2 separate regions of the Homo sapiens genome follow, and region 2 is linked to region 1. A link is an interaction called in ENCODE POLR2A ChIA-PET data of the cell type or tissue named here. Cell type or tissue: Caco-2. All regions are shown on one strand.

Region 1 (8,000 bases):
ACCCACCTGACCAGCTCTGCCATGCTGGCCCGGGGCCTCGACCCTCTCTGGATCTCTGTCTCCCCATCGGCAGAGTGGGTGTGGCCCCACAAGCCCTACCCACCCTCCAGGGAGTATCTGGGGTACAAGTAAGCTAATAAGCTAAGTGGAGAAGGGTGTGACTGGACAAGTTCACCCAGGATTATTCCTAAACAAGCACCAGGCACACACTCGTGCTCTGGCCCTCACCCACCATCCAGGGCAGCAGACGGAGGCCATTCCCAAGACCTACTCCCACCCCCATGACTAGGGGTCTTCAAGGGGCTGAGCCTGGCCCATACAGGTAGACCCTGGGCCCAAGATCTTGCCCCCAGACCCACACCCCAGCCAAGTGCCCCAACCCCATGAAACACACTGGCTCTCATCCCCCACTTCCTGTGTGGAACAATGGCCAGGAGGCAGGCCCATGCAGCTGCTGACCTGCCACTGACCTGCCGCAGGACACTAAGCAAGCCCTAGGGCCCCCAGGCCACACCCTCTACAAATCAAATTAAAGCTGGGGCCCTTTCCCCAGAAAAATGCTCACACTCAAAATCAGGGGGGCAGTTTTAGGGAGTTTGAGGACCTTCTGGAGGCTGCTCACACACCCTAGACCAGACAACCAGGGACAGCCACGTGCTAAGGGCCCTCAGCTCAGAGCTTCAGGCAAGAGGCTACCGGGACTCCATCCAGATCTCAGATCCCTGGTTCTGAAATCCTCAGCTTCCCAGGCCTTGGGAGGATAAGCAAACAGCAAGAGGGCCTGTTTTCCGGGTCTGACCCCCACCCCCACTCCATGTCCACGAGCCCTGGCCCTAGTACCTGCTGCAGGCCCTCCTGACCTCCCCGCAGCCTGTGCCCATGAACGCTGGCCCTGGTACCTGCTGCAGGCCCTCCTGACCCCCCCTCAACCCCCATGGCCACGAGGCCCAGCCCTGGTACCTGCTGCAGGTCCTTCTGACCTCCCCCGACCCCCATGCCCATGGGCCCCAGCCCTGGTACCTGCTGCAGGCCCTCCTGACCTCCTGCCAGCCTGTGCCCACAAGCCCCAGCCCTGGTACCTACCGCAGGCCCTCCTGACCACCCCCCACCCCCGTGCCCATGGGCCCCAGCCCTGGTACCTGCTGCAGGCCCTCCTGACCTCCTGCCAGCCTGTGCCCACAAGCCCCAGCCCTGGTACCTACCGCAGGCCCTCCTGACCACCCCCCACCCCCGTGCCCATGGGCCCCAGCCCTGGTACCTGCTGCAGGCCCTCCTGAGCCCCGCTACCCAGCCTGTGCCCAGAAGCCCTGGCCCTGCTACCTGCTGCAGGCCTTCCTGATCCCCCACCCCGCAGCCTGTGCCCACAAGCCCCAGTACCTGCTGCAGGCCCTCCTGACCACCCCCCAGCCTGTGCCCACAAGCCCTGGCCCTGGTACCTGCTGCAGGCCCTCCTGCAACTCCCGCAGTGACGCCGTCAGCCGCTGGTTCTCAGCACGCAGCTCAGAGACAAGGTCCACATTGTCTGGCTCCTTCTCCTTCTCCTTCTCCTTCTCCTTCTCCTCTGCCCCAGGGGGCGGGCCCCTGGCCCTTCGAAGCAGTGCACACTCTTCCTCCAGCCGACTCACTTTGAGCTTGAGCTGATCCACCTGGAGCCCAAGACATGGGTCAGCCCAGAGGGAGACACACTGGGAGCCACGGGTTACAGGGGTGGGAAGACCTGCTCCCTCACTCCTGGGTGCCTCCCAGATTCCCAGAGAAGCCGAAGCAGGAGTCCTCCCCAGGCTTGTCTATGAAAACAGGACAGGCTGGACAGATATAAAACAAACAGGGCTGAGGAAGGAGCAGTGGGTAGCAAGGCCAAGGACACCCTCCCAGGGGAATCCACTCTAAGAACTTGTGGGCGGACATGCTGCATCACGACACGCTGTCTGTCCCGCACTTCTGACACTGACTCCCGTCAATTTAGCCCAGTATTCTCATGGCAGAAAAGGAGGAGGGCCGCATCAAGAAGAAGTGGGGCCAGGCACAGTGGCTCACGCCTGTAATCCCAGCACTTTGGGAGGCTGAGGCGGGCCCTCAGTGGATCACCTGAGGTCAGGAGTTTGAGACCAGCCTGACCAACATGGTGAAACCCCGTCTCTACTAAAAATACAAAAATGAGCTGGGCGTGGTGGCACATGCCTGTAGTCCCAGCTACTAGGGAGATTGAGGCACGAGAATCATTTGAACCCAGGAGATGGAGGTTACAGTGAGCCAAGATTGCGCCGCTACACTCCAGCCTGGGCAGCAGAGCAAGACTCTGTCTCAAAAAAAAAAAAAAAAAAAAGAATAAGGGAAACCAGGCCTAACACTTTAGAAGGCCGAGGCGGGCAGATGGAGACTAGCCTAGTTAACACAGTGAGACCTCGTCTCGACAAAAAAAATTTAAAACATTAGTTGGGTGTGGTGGTGCGCGCCTATTATCCCAGCTACTCAGGAGGCTGAAGCGGGAGAATCACTTGAGCTTTGGGAGGTTGAGGCTGCAGTGAACCATAATCGTGCCACTGCACTCCAGCCTGGGCAACAGAGCGAGACCCTGTCTCAAAAAAAAAAAAAAAAAAAAGAAGAAGAAGGAGAAGGGGGTGAGGAGGAGGAGGGGAGGAGGAGGGAGGGGGAAGAGGTAGAAGGAGAAGGAGGAGGAGGAGAAGGAGAAGGAGGAGGCGGGAGGAGGGCAGAGTGGGAGGAGGAAAGAAGGAAGAAGGAAGAAAGAAGAAAGAAAGAAGGAGAAAAAAAAAAAAAACAGGGTCAGACCCCAGCTCCGTCTCTAGCTCAGTGTGACCCTGGGCAAGTCATGGCCCCTCTCTGTGCCTCAATCATCTCATCTGTACGGGGGGGGTGTGAGGGGAGAGGAGAGGGCAATGGTTTTGAGAGTTGAGGGACTCATCCAGTCCGGGAACCAGATGCTCCCCGCAACAAGCCAACATCTCACCTCAACACACTCTCAGAGACTCAGACTTGGTCTGGTCCACCCTGAAAGGAATTCCTAACAAAGCCTCCACTCCAGAAGATTTGGCTGTTGGTTCATCTCCCTCAAGAGCTCCAGTTCCAGGGTTCAGGTTTCAATTTTGCTACTTCTAGGCTCTGTCATCCTGAGCAAGTCACTTACCTCCTCTGGGCCTCAGTTTCCTCATCAGTAAAATGGGCCCAGTCAATCCCCTGGCCCCATCATTTGCCTCCCAAAGGTGTTGCAAGAATCAAACAAGACAGCAAGTGGGCAGAGGCCTCTAAACTATGAAGGGCTACAGAGCTGCCACAGTGTGACCGTGGCTGTCTTCACAGCTTCAAACAAAATCCCATGCCCCTAACCAATCACCAGTTCGGAGTGTGCAGCCAGAAGTTGGCCTGGTATGGGGGGTGGGCAGCTGTGGTGTGACCACCAAGCTGGGAGCAGACGTGCATGGCCAGTTTGCTGGACTATGAGTGCACTCAGCCAAGCGTGACGCATGTGGGGTCTGAGGTGGCCAGACAGTGACAAGAGTGGCAGCAGGTGGCAGGCCATAAAATGAAGTCATTGTTGGGAAAAGGTCACAATGACTTCTGGTGCTACAGTCAGGCATGCAATATTTGGTGCCCTAGGAGTCCCCTGGCCTCTCTTGGAAAGTGACTTGCTAGTTCCCCAGCCTTGAGAGGTTAGAATGGCAGCCCCCCCTCCACACACACACACACACACACACACACACACACACACACACACACACACACACACGGGTCTGGAGGCTGGGTCAGGCAATTCTACAAATTAACAGTCCACTCCTCCTCCTCCGCAAGAGACTCAGAAAGAAATTCATGACTCCCGCATTCCTTTCCACTCACAAAACATGCTTTGTGAACAGCCAGAGAAAGACAGCTCGTTACAAGGACAACTGTGGTCACACCCTCTCAGCAAACCGCAGCCACACACCAGGGCCTCCTGCCTGACCCCTGGCCAGCCGGCTTCCCTGATGAGCTCAGAGGACAGGACACCTGGGAGTCTCCGACGAGCAACAGGAAATACGGATGCATTTAATCCCGGCGTACAAACTCACTGAGCACAAAATTATAGCGTTCGTTCCTTCAGTTTATGTTGCTTAGAAATAACAGCTCATTAAATTTGCACCTTATAAAACAGGGTATTAAATCCCAGCCGCCACACACCTGCCTATGGGAGGTGGGGATGCAAGCCGCCAAGCCAGGCACGATCAGGTGCTCTGTTCAGATCCATCTGCAACACCTTTGTTAATTTTGGAGCAGAAAAGCTCCAAACATAAATTATAAATTAAGGTAAATTTATAGTAGCTAAGTTTAATTTCACTTCTTTTTTTGTTGTTGTTTTTTGAGACAGAGTCTCGCTGTGTCGCCCAAGCTGGAGTGCAGTGGCTCAATCTTGACTCACTGCAACCTCCACCTCCCGGGTTCAAGCAATTCTCCTGCCTCAGCCTCCCGAGTCCCTGAGACCACAGGTGCATGCCACCACGCCCGGCTAATTTTTTGTATTTTTAGTACAGACGGGGTTTCACCACGTTAGCCGGGATGGTCTCAATCTTCTGACCTCATGATCCACCCGCCTCAGCCTCCCAAAGTGCTGGGATTACAGGCATGAGCCACTGCGCCTGGCCAATTTCACTTCTTAGGTCCCTAAAATAGGAAAAAGCAGCCACTCTGCGTAGAGGCAGATGACCTGCAGACTACAGAGGCACCTCCGACCATCTCTTTTCCATCCCCCTCCCCTGTCCCAGCAGCCCCCAGATGGCCACACACGCAGGACATCTCCCAATCGCATCACACCCAACCCAAAGGTGGGACAAGCCGTGAGGGCTGCAGCCCCTCCCAGTACCCCCAGCCTGCAGCCCTCACGCCGTCCTCTCTAAGCAGTAAATTATTTCTTCTGAGAAAACCCTACAGCAAGCCCCATGTCTGTTTCAGAAAAAAGGGGAAGCCCTCTGGGTAAAGAAAGGGGAGCACTCCTACCTGCCAGCCACCGCCCCTCAGCAGTGCTGAGAGCCAACTCAGAAATCCTTCAATCCGGCTGAACACAGTGGCTCATGCCTGTAATCCAGCACTTTGGGAGGCTGAGGCGGGCAGATCGCCTGAGGTCAGGAGTTTGACACCAGCCTGGCTAACATGGTGAAACCCCATCTCTACTAAAAATACAAAAAAAAAATTAGCCAGGCATGGTGGCACACACCTGTAATCCCAGCTACTCAGGAGGCTGAGGCAGGAGAATCGCTTGAACGTGGGAGGCAGAGGTTGCAGTGAGCAAAGATCTCACCACTGCACTCAAGCCTGGGTAACAAAGCAAGACTCCATCTCAAAAAAAAAAAAAAAAAAATTCCTTCAATCCCAGGACATTGGGAAAGTGCTCTAACCAACTTCTCTGTGCCTCAGTTTCCTCCTCTAGAAATGGGGAAGATAGTGTTGTCCACCCCAGCGTAGGGTGGCTGGAAAATTAAAGGGGTCTGTGCATGGCAAGCACTGAGGATGGTATCTATAAAGCACAAGGCCGTTTTATAATTGTTACATCATCCTTATCTGTGATGAGGATGAGGAAACTGAGGCACAGAAAGGAAAGCCTTCCCCATGCCACATGGTTTTTCACAGTAGAGCAGGCCTGGGACATGTCCCTGTCCCTGCCCATCACTCCTCAGAAAGCCTCCGTCTCCTGCCACACACCAACCAGGCCCTCGAACGATAGCCTCAAGGTCATCTCACAACCTCAAACCAGCCACCTACATCCTCAAGCAGGACCAGCAGCCTGGACCCTTCAACTGGTGGCCTCAACACCCCCATCAGGGCTCACCTCCCCAAGATATCGACCCACCTGGCGTGCACAAACCGAGGACTGGCACACCAGTGCACCCACATCTACAGCCTCACAGCCACCTGCAATGCTGTAGCCACGGCCCAAGGCTCCTGGGGTAGGGAGGCTTCAAACTCCACGGTCAGAACCCACTGTGCAGCCTCGAGCAACATGGCTGGAGAGAGCCTCCTGCGTGCCGTGCGGCCTGCACTGCTAAGCCCTTGACGTGGATCAGCTCATTAAATCCTTGGAACAACGCCCTGTGGCAGTCAAATACTGGTATTATCCCCCTGCTGAGTCCCAGTCAGAAACCAAGAAAGTGAGATGCAGTAGGAGGCACAGCCTCACTTGCTGCTGGAGGGAGTCAGGTGAGACTTCCCCACACAGGGAGTAGGCGGAACAGCAGCGTGGGAAGGGGGCTGGCACTGGAGCCAGCCGGACCCGGTTCAAATCCAGGCTGTGCCGCTTCCTGGCTCTGTGACCTTGAGCAAGTCCTTTCACTAATCTGAGTCTCAGAGTCTGTATTTGCAAATGAGGGCTTGGCGTATGGTGCTTTGGTGAGGATTAGAAGACATGATGTTTAACCTATGTGTCTCTTGATAATAATATCAACAATGGCTACTGATGACACAAGTTGTGAGCAGTGTGCTAGGGACTGTACATGTTTGAAACTGTGTCTTAAACTCACCGGGCCAGGTACGGTGGCTCACGCCTGTAATCCCAGCACTTTGGGAGGCCGAGGCGGGCAGATCACCTGAGGTCAGGAGTTCGAGACCAGCCGGGTCAACATGGTGAAACCCCATCTCTACTAAAAATACAAAAATTAGCTGGGTGTGGTGGCACGAGCCTGTAATCCCAGCTACCCGGGAAGCTGAGGCAGGAGAATCGCTGGAACCCGGGAGGCAGAGGCTGCAAGGAGCCGAGATCACACCACTGCACTCCAGCCTGGGCAACAAGGGTGAGACTCCATCTCAAAAAAAAAAAAAAAAAAAACAACTTATCAAATCCTCATAACCCAGTGTTTCTTGGCCCCGGCCCTACCGATGTTTTAGGCTAGGTAATTCTTTGCTGGGGACTGTCCTGTGCCCTGCAGGGCGTTTGACAGCATCCCTGGCCTCTACACACCAGATGCCAATAAATCCCCACTAATTGTGACAACCAGAAATATTTCCTAGACATGGCCAGATGTTTCTAGGGGGTCAGAATCACCCCCCATTGAGAACCACAGTCATAACCCAATGAAGTAGGTACACCGAGCACTAAAAGGACTTATCCACGTCAAAGAGCCAGCAATGGTGGCTCTGGGACACAGGCTGGCTGGCTACTACATTGCAAAAGCTGCCCCTTCCCTTGCCTCCCCGACCCATCTCCCCAGGGCCTACCGCCAGCTGCAGGTCACGGCTGCGAAGTACAGCCGAGTTCTTCTCCTCACTGAGCTGTGCCAGGCGCATGGCGATCATGTAGTTCTCATCCTTGAGCCGCAGCAGCTCCAGGCTGCCCGCCTCCCAGTCCTCCCGCAGCCGTTGACAGCGCTCCTGAGCCTGCTGCTGGTCCCGCAGCCGCTGCTCCAGCCCTGCCCGCTCCTCCTCGAGCACCCGGCCCCGGGCCTGCAGTTGCTGCTCCCGCTGCAGCTGGCTCTTGCGAGCTTCCCGCAGCCGTCGCACCTCTGTCATCAAGAATTGGGTCAGGCCCTCAGGCCCCTCCTCATCTGCCAGGACAGAACAGGGGACAGAATAGGCAGCTCAGGCAAGTAAAATCCAGGAGATAACATACTGTGTCAAAAAACTCAAACCATAAAAACACTAGAGGGAAATTCTGGAATATATTTGTAGAATTGGGAGCAGGGGAGGTCTTCCTAAACAACACACAAAATCCAGGAGTTATAAGAGAAAAAAGATGGACAAATCCATATAAAAATGTTTAAACCTTTGAAAAATGAAAGATGTAACAAAGTTAATAAGCAACAGAGTGGGAGAAAATATAACAAGAACTCAGAGCCGTAATATATAAAGAGCTCCTACAAATCAATAAGATCAACAACCAAATAAAAATATGGACAAAAACTATCAATAGGCAAGTCCCAAAATAAAAATAGTTAATAAATACAGGAAAATATGCACCAACCTATCAACAATAATTACAGTAGCTACTAATATTTGTTAACTTCATTCTTTGTGCTAGATAT
Region 2 (8,000 bases), 140 kb after region 1:
ACACTCGGCTAATTTTTGTATTTTTAGTAAAGGTGGGGTTTTACCATGTTGGTCAGGCTGGTCTTGAACTCCTGACCTCAGGTGATCCACCCGCCTCAGCCTCCCAAAGTGCTGGGATTACAGGCGTGAGGCACTGCGCCCAGCCGGATTAGTCACACATTTTTATGCGAAGCATTGAAATAAATGAGACCTTGAACTTTTGAAGCCATACCGCCTGGCTTCACATGCCACCTCTGGGCAGGCCACTCAGCGTCATCATCTGGAAAATGCAGACTGTAACAATCTCTACCCTGTAGGGTGGCTGCTGAGGACTCAGCTTGGCTCAGTGCCCACTGCAGGGTTGGCACTCAGTGGATAAGCTGATTTAACTGTGACAATGTTAAGACCATTCTGGGCGGTGTCTTTCACACTCTTTGGAAACCCTGGGCTGGAGAATTCTCAGGGCTGGGTGCGTTCTGCCCCTGGCCTAAGCCTGCCTCCGCCCTTAGGTACCTGATGAAGTTCCTGGCACGGCTGGCCGAGGAGCAGGAGGTGAACAAGATGACACCCAGCAACATCGCCATAGTCCTGGGACCCAACTTGCTGTGGCCACCTGAGAAAGAAGGGTGAGGGGCCGCGGGCTGGGGGAGGTGGCAGGAGGAAGGCAGATCCCATCCCAACTATCTGTTGTCTATTTTTCCCCGGGGCCTTGGTGTCCCCATTTTTGGAGTGGGTTGAGCAGCTCCTGTTTTTGAGGCTGCCGTGAGGAACAGGCCAAAGGGGCTGTGCAGGCCACAGGGCTTTGGAGAGAGGCAATTCTGGCATTTTGGCCAGTGGTGGTGATGAGGTGTTTAGTGGCATGGGGGAGCTGGGAGCCCAGAGATCGGGTTCTTTTTTTTTTTTTTTTTTTTGAGATGGAGTCTTGCTCTTGTTGCCCAGGCTGGAGTACAGTGGCGCAATCTCGGCTCACTGCAACCTCCGCCTCCCGGGTTCAAGCGATTCTTCTGCCTCAGCCTGCCAGGTAGCTGGGACTACAGGTGCGCACCACCACTCCCGGCTAATTTTTTGTATTTTTAGTAGAGACAGGGTTTCACCGTGTTAGCCAGGGTGGTCTCGATCTCCTCAGCTCGTGATCCACCAGCCTCGGCCTCCCAAAGTGCTGGGATTACAGGTGTGAGCCATCGCGCCCCAGGTGTGAGCTGCCGCGCCTGGCTCGATCAGGTTCTACTAATAGCTCCACCCCTCCACCTTCCAGAGATGGGCCTGAGGAAGACACCCTCAGAACCTCGATTTCCTCATCTGTAAATTGGGGAGAAATCATACAAACTTTGAGGGCTTTTGCTTTGGGGAGTGAGTGATATGATGAATTGGAAAATGTTTTAGAAACTGTGAAGTGCAAGCCAGGTCCAGTGTCATGCCTGTAATCCTAGCACTTTGGGAGGCCAAGGTGGGAAGATCACTTGAACTCAGGAGTTTGAAACCAGCCTGGGCAACTTAATGAGACCCTGTCTCTACAAAAAATTAAAAAGATTAGCCAGGCATGGTGCACACCTGAAGTCTCAGCTACTCAGAAGGCTGAGATGGGAGGACTGCTTGGGCCCAGGGAGTCAAGGCTGCAGTGAGCCATGATGGAGCCACTGCATTCCAGCCTGTGTGACACAATGAGACCCTGTCTCTAAAAATGAAGAAATAGGCCGGGGGCAGCGGCTCACAGCTGTAATCCCAGCACTTTGGGAGGCCGAGGTGGGTGGATCACCTGAGGTCGGGAGTTCGAGACCAGCCTGGCCAACATGGTGAAACTCCGTCTCTACTAAAAATACAAAAATTATCTGGGCGTGGTGGTACGCGCCTGTAATCCCAGCTACTCGGGAGGCTGAGGCAGGAGAATCTCTTGAACCTGGGAGGTGGAGGATGCGGTGAGCCAAGATCGGGCCACTGCACCCCAGCCTGGGTGAGAGAGCAAGACTCTGTCTCAAAAAAAAAGAAGAAATAATAAAATTAAAGTGTAAAGTGCAGTGCTATGTGAGGAGTCATCATTATTTACCTGGCCACAGATGGCAAGATTTCCTCCCACGTGCTGATTGCATTTGCTTGGTAGAGGCTGTCCAGATCACAACTATGAGGAAAAGGGTCCTTGATTAATTAGTGATGTCTGTCAGGGTGAAGGAAGGGGGACATTTGGCATGTGAGTGACACATTTACCATCAACTGGTGGTTTGTGGGCTTTTTGAGAACAAGGACTCAATATGATGGATCCTTGTGTCTCCATTGCCCAGCACAGAGCCAGCCAGAGAGTTGGGGTCACAAACCCTTTGCTGAGCAGATGCATCTCTTTGTCCCAGGGACCAGGCCCAGCTGGATGCAGCCTCCGTGTCTTCCATCCAGGTGGTGGGCGTCGTCGAGGCGCTGATCCAGAGCGCAGACACCCTCTTCCCTGGAGGTGAAGCTCCTGCCTGCATGGACGCCCTGCTGGGTGCCCTCCTTCTGCCCTGCTCCCTCCCCTGTAGCCCCACAAACTCACCATAAGTCCAGGAGGAAGTCTGAGCCTCAGTTTCTCATTTTTACAACGGGGATGGTCTGCCTGCTTTGTGGGGTGGTGGTGAGGCTCACACGGGAGTGGGGAAGCTGAACATGGTCCAGATGGGTTCAGGGGAAGGGGAAACGGTCCCGGCCAGTGGAGTGAGGAGCCTGGCGCGGTCTCTGAGAGCCGTCTCCGCTCCTTCTGTCTCCAGACATCAACTTCAACGTGTCAGGCCTCTTCTCAGCTGTTACCCTCCAGGACACAGTCAGTGACAGGCTGGCCTCTGAGGAACTTCCGTCCACTGCCGTGCCCACCCCAGCCACCACCCCGGCTCCGGCTCCGGCTCCAGCTCCAGCTCCGGCCCCAGCCTTGGCTTCAGCAGCTACCAAGGAAAGGTGAGGACTGAGGGGCTTGAATGGCTCCTGTGGTACTCCCACAATCAGCCTGCCTGAGGCGCCATGTCTCAGAGCTGGAAGCTGAATTTTTGGAAATGTAATTATTAGTGTTTTCATCCCAAAGACCGGATCTCCTAGTTTGGAGAGGGTGGGGCAGAGACTCAGAGGCGGAATTTGTCTCAGCCACTGATGTGTGCCCTATTCATCATGTAGCAATTTCCTGAGCACCTACTATATGCCAGGCTTTGTTTCCAGTCCTAGGGAACTCAAGAGATGATCATTTTGGAATCTATAAATACCTTCCAGTTTTGTTTTGTTTTTTTTTTAAGACAGAGTCTCACTCTGTCGCCCAGGCCAGAGTGCAGTGGCACAATCTTGGCTCACTGCAACCTGTGCCTCCCAGGTTCAACTGAGTCTCATGCCTCAGCCTCCCGAGTAACTGGGATTACAGGTGAGTGCCACCACACCTGTCTAATTTTTGTATTTTAAGTAGAGATGGGGTTTCGCCATGTTGGCCAGGCTGGTCTTGAACTCCTGGCCTCAAATGATCCACCCACCTTGGCCCCTGAAAGTGCTGGGATTACAAGTGTAAGCCACTGCACCCAGCCTCTTTTTTTTTTTTTTTTCTGAGATGGAGTTCACTCTGTTGCTTAGGCTGGAGTGCAATGGCGAGATCTTGGCTCACTTGCAGCCTCCCGGGTTCAAGCAATTCTCCTGCCTTAGCCTCCCGAATAGCTGTGACTTCAGGCGTGCACCACCATAGCCGGCTAATTTTTGTATTTTCAGTAGAGACAGGGTTACCCCATGTTGGCCAGGCTGGTTTTGAACTCCTGGCCTCAAGCGATCCGCCTGCCTCAGTCCCCCAAAGTGCTGGGATTACAGGCATGAGCCACAGTGCTTGGCCACCGTCTTCTCTTTGATCGTTTAAATCTGGAAGGGCTTCGTGGTACCGTGGTGCCTCCATACCAAGCAGCTACTATTCAGGATACCACAGAGCACTGCGGCTCACACCTTGAATTTCCTGATGAGCAAGACAAATGCTCACATTTCAGGGCACAGGGAGAGAGAGAGACAGCATCAAGCACAGCCACCAGTGCGTTCTCTCTATAGTGTCAGGTGGAGAGGCGCTGCTAAGGGAGGGGGAGCAGGTTAAGGGGGAGCGTGGGGGCTACTTTAGCTGTGGGGCCAGGAAAGACCTCGCTAAGGAAGAAACGACCAAGCAGAGACCCGAAGGCAGTGAGGAATGAGCCTAGGACCCCCTCTGCTTCTCACCCACTCTCTGGCTTCCAGTGGCCAAAGCATCTCATAAAGATCACGTGGCCCGGCACGGTGGCTCACGCCTGTAATCCCAGCACTTTGGGAGGCCGAGGCAGGCGAGATCGAGACCATCCTGGCTAACACGGTGAAACCCCGTCTCTACTAAAAATACAAAAAATTAGCTGGGCATGTTGGTGGGCGCCTGTAGTCCCAGCTACTCGGGAGGCTGAGGCAGGAGAATGGTGTGAACCCAGGAGGCAGAGCTTGCAGTGAGCCAAGATTGCGCCACTGCACTCCAACCTGGGCAACAGAGCGAGACTCCGTCTCAAAAAAAAAAAAAAAAAGATCACTTGGAGGCAGATTGGGCAACATAGCAAGGCTGTGTCTCTACAAAAAATAAATGAGGTCGGTGTGGTGGTGCACACCTGTGGTCCCAGCTACCCAGAAGGCTGTGGTGGGAGGATTTCTTGACCCTAGGAGGTCGAGGCTGCAGTGAGCAATGATTGTGCCATTGCACTCAGCCTGGGCAACAGAGTGAGATCCTTTCTCAAAAAGAAATGGCCAGGTGTGGTGGCTCACGCCTGTAATCCCAGCACTTTGGGAAGCCAAGGCAGGTAGATCACGTCAGGTCTGGAGTTTGAGACCAGCCTGGCAAACATGGTGAAATCCCATCTCTACTAAAAATGCAAAAAATTAGCCAGGCATGGTAGTGCGCACCTGTAATCCCAGCTACTCGGGAGGCTGAGGCAGGAGAATGGCTTGAACCGGGGAGGCAGAGGTTGCAGTGAGCCAAGATCGTGCCATTGCACTCCAGCCTGAGCAACAAGAGTGAAACTCCATCTCAAAAAAAAAAAAAAAAAGAAAAAGAAATGGCCGGGTGTGGTGGCTCACACCTGTAATCCCAGCACTTTGGGAGGCTGAAGCAGGTGGATCACTTGAAGTCAGGAGTTTGAGACCAGCCTGGCCAACATGGTGAAACCCCATCTCTACTAAAAATGCAAAAAATTAGCAGGGCATGGTGGCGCACGCCTGTAATCTCAGCTACTCAGGAGACCAAGACAGGAGAATCCCATGAACCCAGGAGGCGGAGGTCACAGTGAGCCAAGATCATGCCATCGCACTCCAGCCTGAGCGACAGAGCGAGACTTCTCAACAACAATAACAAAAAAAAACAAGCCTAGGTGGCGCACACTTGTAATCCCAGCACTTTGGGAGGCCGAGGTGGGCAGAAGATCGCTTGAGACCAGGAGTTCAAGAACAACATGACAAAACCCCGTCTCTACTACAAAAAAACAACAACAAAAAAATCTGGGCATGGTGGTGTGTGCCTATAATCCCAGCTACTCCAGAGGCTGAGGCAGGATAATTGCTTGAACTTTGGAGGTGGAGGCTGCAGTGAGCCAAGATCGCACCACTGCACTCCAGCCTGGGCGACAGAGTGAGACTCCATCTCAAGAAAAAAAACCACATGGAGGCCCTGAGCTGAGGCAGAGGTCAGGCCCTATGTCCCACCTCCCATCCTGGCCCTACCTACCAGGCAGGTGGGGCTCCCTCCTGGTCCCTAGAGGAACATGGACTCTGTCACAGGGTCACAAAGCAGCCAGGGGCTCAGTGGATGCAGACCCCAACCAATGCCAGAAGCATCTTCTGGGAGGGGTGCGTGGCATGGGGACAGAGTGATAGAGAGCGAGTGCTGGGAGGATCCGGACTCCACCTGGCAGCTGGAGACTCCTCAGGATTCCATGAGACTTCTGGGAGGTGGCTAAGTCTGCCCCATCCTCTCCTTCCCTCTGCAGGACAGAGTCTGAGGTGCCTCCCAGACCAGCCTCCCCCAAGGTCACCAGGAGTCCCCCGGAGACAGCTGCCCCAGTGGAGGACATGGCTCGGAGGAGTGAGTTGGCTGTGGGAGGGGAGGAGGGGACAGAGGGTGGGCGGGGAGAGGGGACAGGCAGTCCCAGGTCCTCCTATCTTTTTAGGCAGCCAGGGGAGGCCAGGAGTCAAGGTGATAAAGAGCCCAGGTCTTGCCACCTGGCACTCTGGGTTTAGATTTGACCTTGGGCAGGTGAGTTCACCTGTCTGAGCCTCACCTTCCTCCTCTGTGTAATGGGACAGTGTCTGCACTTACCTTATGGGGCTGCATGGAGCCTGCAGTGGTGCTGCAGGAAGAGTGCCTGGCCCTGGCACACAGCACGTGCCCACTAAGGGGGAGCCGGCGTGAGTACTGGGGTACTGGAGTCCCGTCCCTCCAGAAGCCCAGAGGTCACAGACTACAGTGGAAGGAGGGAGTCTTCAAAGGGCAGTGAAGGGGCTGGGCACAGTGGCTCACACATGTAAACCCAGCACTTTGGGAGGCTGAGGCGGGTGGATCACTTGAGGCCAGGAGTTCAAGACCAGCCTGGCCAACATGGTGAAACCTCACCTCTACTAAAAATACAAAAATTAGCTGGGCATGGTTGCGGGTGCCTATCATCCCAGATACTTAGGAGGCTGAGGCAGGAGAATCACTTGAACCCGGGAGGCAGAAGCTGCAGTGAGCAAAGATCACGCCACTGCACTCCAGCCTGGGTGACAAGAATGAGACTCTGTCTCAAAAAAAAAAAAAGAAAAAAGGCAGTGGCAGTGAAGGAGAGGAGGTGGCAGGGGTGGGAAGAAACCAGGGGCCTCCTTCTGAGCCCCTCTGGCACACTCACCTGTCAGTTTGGCCCAGAGCTGACCAGGTGAGAGAGTGACTGACACTCAGTGGAGGCAATGAGCAGTGGACAGCCAGGAATAGGCGGAACAGCTCTGGGAGCCTCGTGACCAGGGCTGGTAGGTAGTCTACAGTAAAATAAAAATGAACAAGATAGGCCGGGGACAGTGGCTTACACCTGTCATCCCAGCACTTTGAGAGACCGAGGCAGGAGGCTAGCTTGAGCCCTGGAGTTCAAGACCAGCCTGGACAACACAGCGAGACCCTGTCTCAAAATTTAAGAACTTTTAAAAATTCAAAATAAATGGGCAAGATAATTTCAGAGAACAAAAAGTCCTGCGAAGAAAATACATCTGGAAAATGTGACGGAGCAGCTGGGGTGGGGCATGGGGTGGGACTCTAACTAGGGTGCTCGGGGAGGGCCTCCAAGGGGGCAAAGGGCACAAGGAGAGGCCTAGACGATGAGGAGCCAGCCGCAGAAACGGTGTTCCCGGCAGAGGGAACAGCAGATGCAAAGGTTGTGAGGGGGCACGGAGCTTGGTGGATTCACCACAGGCCACGTGGACACTCAGCCTCCCTCACCCTTTCCTTCCTCAACAGCCAAGCGCCCGGCGCCAGCCCGGCCCACCATGCCGCCCCCCCAGGTCTCCGGCTCCCGCTCCTCCCCTCCAGCCCCGCCCTTGCCCCCTGGCTCTGGCAGCCCTGGGACCCCCCAAGCCCTGCCCCGACGTCTGGTTGGCAGCAGCCTCCGAGCCCCCACAGTGCCACCCCCGTTACCCCCCACACCCCCTCAGCCTGCCCGGCGCCAAAGCCGGCGTTCACCAGCCTCCCCCAGCCCGGCCTCCCCAGGTCCAGCCTCCCCCAGCCCAGTCTCTTTGAGTAACCCTGCACAGGTGGACCTGGGGGCTGCCACAGCAGAGGGAGGAGCCCCTGAGGCTATCAGTGGGGTCCCCACTCCCCCAGCTATCCCCCCTCAGCCCCGCCCCAGGAGCCTTGCCTCAGAGACCAACTGAGTGGCTGGTTTCTCCCTAAGCAGCCCTCAGCACCCCCTCCCTCCCCACCTGGCCCTCCCAGGACAGCTCTCGCCCCCCACAAAGGGGCATGGGCCTCCAGCCTTTGCCCACAAGTGCCTCAGTGCCCACTGGGTCGGCCCCCATGG

What was found. Peaks named below come from ENCODE experiments on the same cell type or tissue, not always from the same donor. Only the 100,000 strongest peaks of a DNase experiment are listed, where the experiment ranks them.
Region 2: POLR2A ChIA-PET joins it to region 1 with 5 read pairs; 3 of 35 experiments call an interaction of 5 or more read pairs at or near these places.

The regions. Positions count from the first base shown.
Region 1 is chr22:37,508,776-37,516,775 of GRCh38, forward strand. CARD10 (caspase recruitment domain family member 10) reads right to left here. Exons shown (of 20, transcript NM_014550.4): 3 at 7,198-7,523; 4 at 1,437-1,646. Among named protein-coding and RNA genes, the nearest start is that of CARD10, 6.6 kb to the right of the region's middle. RefSeq lists enhancers at 1-178, 179-1,005, 3,163-3,676. In Caco-2, no CTCF peak of the experiment used is centred here; DNase peaks (open chromatin) are centred at 3,556 and 3,936.
Region 2 is chr22:37,647,831-37,655,830 of GRCh38, forward strand. SH3BP1 (SH3 domain binding protein 1) reads left to right here. Exons shown (of 18, transcript NM_018957.6): 14 at 489-605; 15 at 2,322-2,419; 16 at 2,712-2,895; 17 at 5,949-6,043; 18 at 7,442-8,000. The coding sequence ends at 7,854. PDXP-DT (PDXP divergent transcript) reads right to left here. Exons shown (of 6, transcript NR_109952.1): 2 at 2,501-2,882; 3 at 2,024-2,095; 4 at 493-592. Among named protein-coding and RNA genes, the nearest start is that of PDXP-DT, 6.5 kb to the right of the region's middle. In Caco-2, no CTCF peak of the experiment used is centred here; no DNase peak of the experiment used is centred here.